Linked DNA regions of Homo sapiens: region 1 is linked to region 2. The links are chromatin contacts, found by Hi-C or POLR2A ChIA-PET in ENCODE. All regions are on one chromosome and are shown on one strand. The core of a region is the stretch at or near the end of the contact, and the rest is flanking DNA. Distances in the headings are between cores, read along the strand shown.

Evidence for each region. Hi-C counts contacts between places; a loop is a spot of excess contacts on that map. ChIA-PET counts read pairs that join two places held with the same protein, here RNA polymerase II (POLR2A). Pooled maps may share reads with other maps.
Region 1: a map of PC-9 shows a loop between it and region 2 (5-fold over the local background). The contact joins two enhancer-like sites. A Hi-C loop is called at or near these places in 3 of 168 maps with a recorded cell type or tissue (Calu3, PC-9 and astrocyte of the cerebellum) and 4 of 50 pooled maps. POLR2A ChIA-PET finds 5 or more read pairs at or near these places in 5 of 52 experiments (CD8-positive, alpha-beta memory T cell, MCF 10A, PC-9 and 2 more).

What each region holds. Positions count from the first base shown.
Region 1 is chr5:168,400,591-168,405,108 of GRCh38, forward strand. All of the region lies in intron 5 of WWC1 (WW and C2 domain containing 1), which reads left to right. Among named protein-coding and RNA genes, the nearest start is that of RARS1, 84 kb to the right of the region's middle. Within about 2 kb of position 1,426, at least 4 of the 41 ENCODE cell types and tissues checked have a DNase peak (open chromatin) inside an H3K27ac peak, as active enhancers do; they include PC-9, where a contact is called at or near this core.
Region 2 is chr5:168,314,899-168,319,543 of GRCh38, forward strand. All of the region lies in intron 1 of WWC1 (WW and C2 domain containing 1), which reads left to right. Among named protein-coding and RNA genes, the nearest start is that of WWC1, 26 kb to the left of the region's middle. RefSeq lists an enhancer at 3,658-3,747. Within about 2 kb of position 1,561, at least 14 of the 41 ENCODE cell types and tissues checked have a DNase peak (open chromatin) inside an H3K27ac peak, as active enhancers do; they include PC-9, where a contact is called at or near this core.

The DNA.
Region 1 (4,518 bases), core at 176-2,675, 86 kb after region 2:
TTATATAACTACCCCCATTTTATAGATGAGAAAACTGAGTCACTTAGCAGGTACTCAAGAAAGGTTAGCTTATTGTGGCTGGGCACAGTGGCTCAGGCCTGTAATCCCAGCACTTTGGGAGGCCAAGGTGAGAGGATTGCTTGAGCCTGTGAGTTGGAGGTTGCAGTGAGCTGATTGCACCACTGCACTCCAGTCTGAGTGGCAAAGTGAGACCCTGTCTTGAAAGAATGAGAGAGAGAGAGAGAGAGAGAAGGGGAGGGGAGGAGAGGAAGGAAAGAAGGGAGGGAAGAAGAAAGAAAGGGAGGGAGGGAGGGAAGGAAAGGAAAGGAAAAAGAACGAGAGAGAAAGAGAAAAAGCCCTCCAGTCTGGGTGACAAAGTGACACCCTCTCTCCAAAGAAAGAAAGAAAAAAAGAAAGGAAGGAAGGAGAGAGGAAGAAAGAGAAGGAGAGAGAGAGAAAGCAAGCCCTGCAGTCTGGTTGACAAAGTGAGACCCTGTCTCGAAAAAAAGGAAAAAAAGAAAGAAAAGAAGGAGAGAGAGGAGGAGAGAAAGAAATTAAGAAAGGGAGAGAGAAAGATGTTAGCTTATTGTTGTTATTAACTACAGCATGTAACAGACTCATTCATTGAATTGTGTTCAGTGTATCCAATGGGCTCACTGGACAATCATTATGAAGGTCACCTGGTAGCCCTCTTAGAAGCTCTAGGCAAGACACTCGGCAGATTTCTCCCTTCTAAGGGGGCAGCTCACTTACATTCCCAGGGAGGCCACACCTGTATGGATGGCTGTTTCTCGCTTTTTGTCCCTCCCTGACTGCTATACCTTTTCCTCATTCCATGAATTTCAAATCCACCCTCATCATTCTGTGGCCATAGCCCCAAGCCTTTGGCTGTCTATCTCCAAGCCCTATTAGTTGAGGGAACTGTGGTCATCCGTTGAGGGACCAGTTGGTTCTTTTTCACGTCTTCCCACCCCACAAGTCCCCACCGCCTGGGGTGAGCCACACAAATTCAGCACAACACATGCTGTAAGAAAGTATGGCTTTGTATTATTACAAATTGTATGTAATTTTTGTGTCTTACAAAGTATTATAAATTATGGCTTTCTGTATGTTTACATCTACGTTATATACGTGTTATTTATATATGTGTGTATACATATACCAATCTTGTCTCTCAAACCGGATTCTGAACTTTTTAAGGCCTGGAACCATGCTTTATGCTTCTTGGTAATCTTCAGTAGCACCATTGACAGTTTGGGGCAATAGTATAAGCTTAGAAAATGCCTATTTTTGACCTATTGAAGCAATAGCCTGATTCCTCCACTTTGCAGCAAAATGGCTTCTGAGCACACAGTTTAAGGGCTACTCACTCCCACATCATTTTACTGAATGGGTTCTCTCTGCTTCCTGGCTACTGCAGTCCAAGAGCTTCTGGTTAGAACACTTCCCATTATTCTCTGAGCCACTGCAAACCTGTTTTACCACTTTGTCACCCTGTAGCAGCATTGAAAACTCTTGTTGTTTGGTAAGCTGATGCTGAAACCCCAAAGACAAGCCTCCTTTCTTCCCCTCCCTCTGCCCCATGTTTGATATCAGGACAGATAAGACTCCATGGCAGCTCCAGCCGCCCACACTCCTTAGCCGGAAGCTGGGCTCTGCGTCCAGTGTGGAGGAAGATGCGTCCTTTAATGTACACCTTGGCAGAGAGGGTCAGGAATGTAGTCTTGAGAGGCAGGTGGTCAGGGTTCAAATCCCAGTTCCCTGGGTCCTTGGAAAAGTGACTTAACCCCTGTGAGCTTTGACTTCATTTGAAAAACTAGGGATTGTAAAGATTGAATTGGAAAATCCGTGTCAAGTGTGTGGTAATGCCTGGCATGAGGGAAGAGCTCCTTGAGAGTGGGCTGGGGTGGTGACCTCTAGCTGGTTGCCTGCTTGTATTGGGAAGGGAACTCGGATGAACTCTTTGTCTGCCCTGGGCTAGACAGTGTGCTGGGGAAGCACTTCACGCCAGCCACCTCATTTCATTCTCTTCACCCCCCTTTTAAGAGACGTTTTTGTCCTGCCATATATTACAGATGAGGGCACTGGAAGGGTTGAAAACATGCCCAAAGCCACCCAGCTAGCAGGTGACAGGGCTGAAACCCAGGACTACTGGATTTTGAAGTTCATGGCTCAATACCTCCCTTCCCAGCATCATCCCTGATAACTCCCTCCTCATTCCCAGAAAATGTAAGGCCCCTTTTTCAGAGTCTAACAGGGATGCTATCCAGTCACTTCTACTTCTGTGCCTACCCTGCGGCAGAACATGGAGAAAGGTACAACTTATCCTTAAGGAATTTCCAGGATAACTTTGACCACATGTAATTTCCCCTATTAGAAAATTTCTCTTTAGCAGCCAAAAGCTCTGTTGTTTCTTTTTCTTTCTTTCTTTCTTTCTTTCTTTCTTTCTTTCTTTCTTTCTTTCTTTCTTTCTTTCTTTCTTTCTTTCTTTTCTTTCTTTTCTTTCTTTCTTTCTTTCTTTTCTTTCGACAGAGTCTTGCCCTGTCACCCAGGCTGGAGTGCAGTGGCGCAATCTCAGTTCACTGCAACCTCCGCCTCCCAGGTCCAAGCGATTCTCCTGCCTCAGCCTCCTGACTAAATGGGACTACAGACACGTGCCACCATGCCCGGCTAATTTTTTGTATTTTTAGTAGAGATGGGGTTTCACTGTGTTAGCCAGGATGGTCTCGATCTCCTGACTTCGTGATCTGCCCACCTGGGCCTCCCAAAGTGCTGGGATTACAGGTGTGAGCCACCGTGCCCAGCCAGCTCTGTTGTTTTTGAAGAGCAGCTATGTCACCTGTCATGATTCTGATGACACCAGCTAAGCTTCTTTGGGCAGCTGAGTTACTCTGGACCACGAATCCATATTAGTTCAATTCATAGTCAGCAACCTGTTTAAAAAAGAGAGGAGAGAAAAGGTTGATGAGGATTAAAGGTTGCCTCTTGGAGGAGATTGCAAAGAAAAATCAAGACGAAAGCTTGGGACTTTGACTTGCCAGCTCCCTTGCAAATAGGGAAGAGTGGAGACCAGGCATCTCGCCCCTGTCGGGGGAGGGCAGTGCAGCACCTCTCTACAAAGCACGAGCCCTGCCGTGCCCAGGCAGGAGGTGTCTGGACAGGACCAGGAGTTGGCTGCTGTCAGCCTTTGCCCCACCTCTCTGTGGCTACTGGGTATGTGAATCTCTCAAGGCCTGAAGAGAGGACAGCTGAGGAATTTGGAAATCCTAAAACACATGCATACACACACACACACACACACACACACACACACACACACACTTTTCTTTCCCTTAAAAAAAAAAAGATTCATTCACCGTGTGCATAATGGTGACCCTTTGTTCTCCCCCGACCCCCTCCCCACCCAGCTTCATCCCAATAGTGTTCCCTCTCAGAGCCGCTCTCTGGAGCCAAATTCCAGAGGCCGGGTTGCTAAGGCCCTTGAAGAAATCAGGTAGAGGCTGTTGGAGGCCTGGCAGACAAACCACTTCTGTCTCATCCTGCAAGGGATTCGAAGCCCTTCTTGCCCTGTTGGCAGAGGACAGCTGGGCACAGCCCCCTCCCCAGAGTCCCCAGCCCTCAGATATGCTCCAACAAACAACAACTCCCTGCAGCCCCTATGCCCATCTGCAGCAGGGCCACTGCCTGTCCCGGACACTGGCTGTGGGGAGCCTCCTTGCCACGGAGCATCTTCTAAGCTCCCTTAGACTAATTTTTCAGACTAAATCTGGGGCCGGTCCTTGCCGACCTGATAGGCCTGCCGAGGCCCGAGTCCTGGAAAGGAATAGACAGGCTATTTTTAGTGGGGAGACATAAACGGGGCTTTGTTTTCTCTCCATGGAGGCTGAAGTAACCGCAGGGGGAGCCTGTGTTGAGACCGTGCTCCATGCCTCGCTCTCTCCTCTGCTTGGAGGCGCAGACGATGAGGCCGGGATGAAAACTTGCTTCTGCTCAGGATTCCCCATGAGGGTTATTTTTAGCCCAGGACAGTTTGGTCTGTAGCAGGAAACCACAAAGGAATGCCTGTGAGTAGTTTCTCATCCTGAAATAATGAGTTTGTGGTGTTCCCGCAGACTGTAAAACTCCTTTTTCTCCACCTTGGACTGAAACCTCAGGCCTAGCCTTTGGCGAAAGTGTGATGTAGTTAAAATGCATCTCTGCCCCTGGACCTTTTTGACACCTCGGCCCTCCTTCTCCAGAAGCTCACCCCTGCCTGTCTCTGGTTTGGTCTGACCTTCAGAAAACTATGTCAGGACACTTTTTTTTTTTTTTTTTTAATTTTTCCCCCATCAAAATGAACCTGTATGTAGGGCCTGGATAAGCCAATAAGCTCTCCAGACTAGAAGCGTTTTAATCCCTTATGTTTGTACAGTAATTCTTAGCTCATCACAAGATTGCCCATCCCATATTCCATTTGATGTTCTTGACAACTTCATGAGTATGGGCTAGGTGGATAATGTTATCCAGGCTTTTTAGAGG
Region 2 (4,645 bases), core at 311-2,810:
AGGCCCTGGCTCACCTGTGCACAGCATTTTATCGGAAGCACGGACCTTGCCCCAACACATTCCTGAGATAACACTCCCCCGCCCGTCTCAGAAGACACTCAGTCCGTTGGTGTGAGGGAGGCTGCTGACACCCCCCAGATTCATTTCCAGTTTGTTTGACGTTGGCATGTATGTCTGTGTAACATGACTGAAGAACGAGTCATTAGTGAGCTGTCCAAAGTCCCTTTGGGAACATTCCAGGAAAATAAACCAATATTCCATCAAAGCCACAAATAACTTTTTTTTTTTTTTTCCATTCCTTCAAAGCAGGCTTTCTCAGAGTGTGGTCCACAGACTTCCTGCTTTAGACTCCCCAGAGGAGCTTGTAAAATGCAGATTCCTGGGCCGCCACCCTAAGCCTACTGAATCAGAATCCCAGTGGGGCTTCTGGGAACTGCATTTTTATATGCTACCCAGATGATTCTAATACACCTTAATCTCGAAAACCTCTCACTCTCTTTGCCCCTTTGCTTGATCGTTCCTTTGTGTCAACACCGTGTGCCCGCTGCGCTCTGATACTACCTCCCTGTGCTGCCCCACCTGGTGAACTTCAGCTGAAGGGCCACCTCTCCCTGGGAGCCTTCCTTGCCATCTTTGTCCCATCTTGTGTAGGGGCCCACTGTGTTTTCTCCTAATATGAATCTACCACAAAGTAGTAGTTTCTTTCTGCCTGACTGCTCCCCTGAATGGGGAAGCATCCTGCCCAGTCTCTCCAGGCCCAGCAGAAAGTTTTGCCTATAATTGGTACTAAGAAAGGAATCAGTGCAAGTGAAGGGTGCTGAGCGGCAACGGAAGGGCTACAGAGTAGGGGTGACGAATGGTCGCTTCCCGTTAAGAAGCTGTCACCTTCTGACTCCTCTCCTGGTGAGTCTGAACTCCTAGGTCAAGTCTGGGGCCAGAGGGCGAGCATCAGACCCAAGAAGAGGCCAAGGCTCTGGCTGGCAGGAGGCACAGCCCACCTGTTTGGGACTGCGGTGTCCCTGGTGTAAGCTCAGATCCCTGTCTGTATTTCAGGGAGACTCCATAGCTTGACATTCTTCCTGCTACAGAAAAACAGATGAAAGAACAGTTTTCCAGTCCCAGGGCTGACCCCAAACCCAGGACAGCTAGAATGCTCAGGCCTCCCCCCTCTTTTCAGGCAGGAGAAGCTGAAGAATAGAACTATTGGACCATGAAACTCCCAAGAGTCCTTCCCCCTCAGCGTTTCTCAGAATTTGCGACCACGATTTTCTCTGTGAGGCTCGCAATTGCTATTTGCCAAACTGGTAACTGTTGACCCAACAGAAATCAAACAAAGATACCAGCAGCCCCAGACAGGCTGTCTTCATCGCATCAGTGAAGGGAGAGCAGGTGCCTGGGATCGAAAGGACATTGTCCATCACCTGGCTCTGAAAAACAAAATGCATTTCCTTATTCTTAACAAGCTGAGCACCAGAAACCTGCTTTACCAGTCCAGGGTGCCTCCTGGAAGCTGGCTCGCTTATCTGCATGTATGTGAGGGCTGGGGGTGTTTTTGTGGGGCTGGCTCCGGGCAGGGTGGCTTTGGAAAGGAGAGGCCTGACCTAGCGAGACTCTAGGGTCAGCCCAGACTGCTGTGACCTCAGGGGACTCAGCCCAGGAGGTCCAGGTGAGGGCAGCCTGCCCTCTACGTCTGCAGTAGGTGAAGAACCCCTTGGTTACTTGAAGAGAAAGAAAGGACTGGCTGGGTTGTAGGCAGCAGGGCCGAGCAGCTGAGGGCTAAGTGCACAGCAGGCCCTAGCAAATGCTTCTGGAATTGAATTGGTCCAAGGGGAGACTCCAGCTTTAGTTCAACATGGGCTGTATCCGAATCCTTCTGAAATTTGCTGGGATTCCATGAGGGAGTCAGGTATTACAAGGTTTTGGCAATTACTGAGTTTCTTTTGTGCTTTTTTCTTTATGAGAATGTTGTTTCTGAACCCATTCCCTTTCTCTTCCCTTCTCACCAAATTACACTTGATTTGCCTCCAGGAAGAAAATAGTACATTGTTATCATTTGGTCAAGATTTCATATTCAAAAAAGAGTAAAGTGACAATATAGTTCAAAAATCTTGTTAGATGCTGTGGAAACCTCACCCGGCAGTAGTGATAGCTGCCACGTACTGAGGGATTTTATAGACATTTACATTTTCACTTGTCCTCACCTTCCAGATGAGGCAGCTGTGGCCCAGAGAGGTTAGGGAACTTACCGAGGTCACACAGCAAGTTGGCAAGAGGGTTGGGGTTTCAGTCTGGGCTCTCTGACTTCGCAGCCAAGTGCCTGCCAGTGCTGCATTGTCTCAAGGTATTTGGCGTGTTGATGTGACATCACTCACCCTCCTTGAGTTCTCTGACATTTCTCAGAGCGTTTGTCTGTGTGTCCTGATTTGAGAATTAGTTAAGCTCTCGCACTCTCCGGGGTGCAGTGCCTGGAATTCAGGCACTGGAGGAAGTCCTGCCTCCTTCCTGGAGCTCGCAGCCAGATCCCACAGATCCTGCTCTGTTGGACAGTGAGGATGGGAGGTGTGGCCCAGGGGTTGGCAGGATGGTAGTGGGGTGCAGAGTAGACAGGGCTGCGATGACTCTCCAGACCCATGCTTCTTGTCAGTTCCCAGGCACTGAACCCAGGACTTCCCCCACCAAGGCATCCTGTCCTATTTCCCCCATTGCCTCCTGCCCTCTTAGGATATACAGCTATTGAGAAATGTGAACACAGAGGCCTTTTCAGAGAGAAAGAAGTCCTGCTCCTCAGTATTCCCAGGATCCTAGCTTACTGGAGAGATTAAAAGGCTGGATTATGTGGGAAGGAGAGGCAAGTGGACTGGGACAGTTTAGATCTAATTGCCTAATGACTCCTAGAATATGTCCTTCCAGATGTCCTCATTTTCATTCAGAGTCACTGCCTGCCTTTGTGAGAGGTCATACAGTGTTGAATGATGCGTTATCAGTGTAATGCAATAGCCCAGTGACGTCATGAAAATCCTGGCTTTCTGAGAACACGTTCACAGATAGGAATGCAGTGCTGGAGAGACCCGAGGGTCTTGGTATACTGCACAATTCAGCTTCTATTGTGTAACTCCTGGGTTTATTGGCCCTTTGTTGCTGCTCTCTTTGATAAAGTATGATTTTTTTTTTTTAACTTTCTGATTAGAAATCAGTAGTTTAAGCCTGCTAATCACCTCTTTGGCTTGGCCTGCAGATCATGGAAAGTCCACAACACTTAATCTGTTTGCAAATGTTCTCTTGGTTCCAGAAGTTCAGAAATGTTACCAGCTCCCAATTTTTTATAAGATTGTATAATTTTTACCTTAATTACAATAATAAAGGTTCTGAGATCTATTACACAGATACCTTTTCTTAGTTTACTTTTTAAAAATTTATTTTTAATTGTGGCAAAATATATGTAATATAAAATTTACCATTTTAACCATTTCCGATGTACAGCTCTGTGGTGTTAACTACATTCATATTGTGCAACCATCACCACCATCCATCTTTAGAACGCTCTTCATCTTGCAAAACTGAAACTCTGAAAACTTCTACTTTCTGTCTCTATGAATTTGACTTCTCTGACTGCCTCATATAAGTGAAATCTTAGAGTATTTGTCATTTTTTGTGACTGGCTATTTTTTTTTTTTTTTTGAGATGGAGTTTCGCTCTTGTTGCCCAGGCTGGAGTTCAATGGCGTGGTCTCAGCTCACTGCAGCCTCCACCTCCTGGGTTCAAGCTATTCTCCTGCCTCAGCCTCCCAAATAGCTGGGATTACAGGCACCTGCTACCACACCTGGCTAATTTTTGTATCTTTAGTAGAGATAGGATTTCACCATGTTGGCCAGGCTGGTCTCAAACTTCTAACCTCAGGTGATCTGCCCGCCTTGGCCTCCCAAAGTGCTGGGATTACAGGCATGAGCCACCATGCCTGGCCTGTGACTGGCTATTTTACTTAGCATAATGTTCTCAAGGTTTATCTATGTTGTCGGCTGTGTCAGAATTTCTTTCCTTTTTAAAGCTGAATAATGTTTCATTGTACGTACATATGTGAGATGTATATACATACAATGTGTTGCAATATATACACATACATACACACATATACACGACGTCTTGTTAATCAGTTCATCTGTTGGTGGACACTTGGGTTGCTTCTGCATTTTGGCTCTTGTGAACAATGCTGCTGTGAACATACGTGTATAAATATGTGTTAGCCGGGCGTGGTGGCTCACGCCTCTAATCCCAGCACTTTGGGAGGCCAAGGTGAGTGGATCACCTGACGTCAGGAGTTTGAGACCAGCCTGGCCAACATGGTGAAACCCCATCTCTACTAAAGATACAAAAATTAGCTGGACGTGGTGGCGGGTGCCTGTAATCCCAGCTCCTCGGGAGGCCGAGGCAGGAGAATCACTTGAACCCAGGAGGCAGAGGTTGCAGTAAGCCGAGATTGCAACACTGCACTCCAGCCTGGGCAACATAGACTTCATCTCAAAAATAAATAAATAAATAAATATGTGTTTGTTGCCCCTGCTTTCCATTCTGTTAGGTACATACCCAGAAGGAGAATTGCTAGATCACATGGTAATTTATCTATTTTTTTGAGACAAGGTCTCTTTCT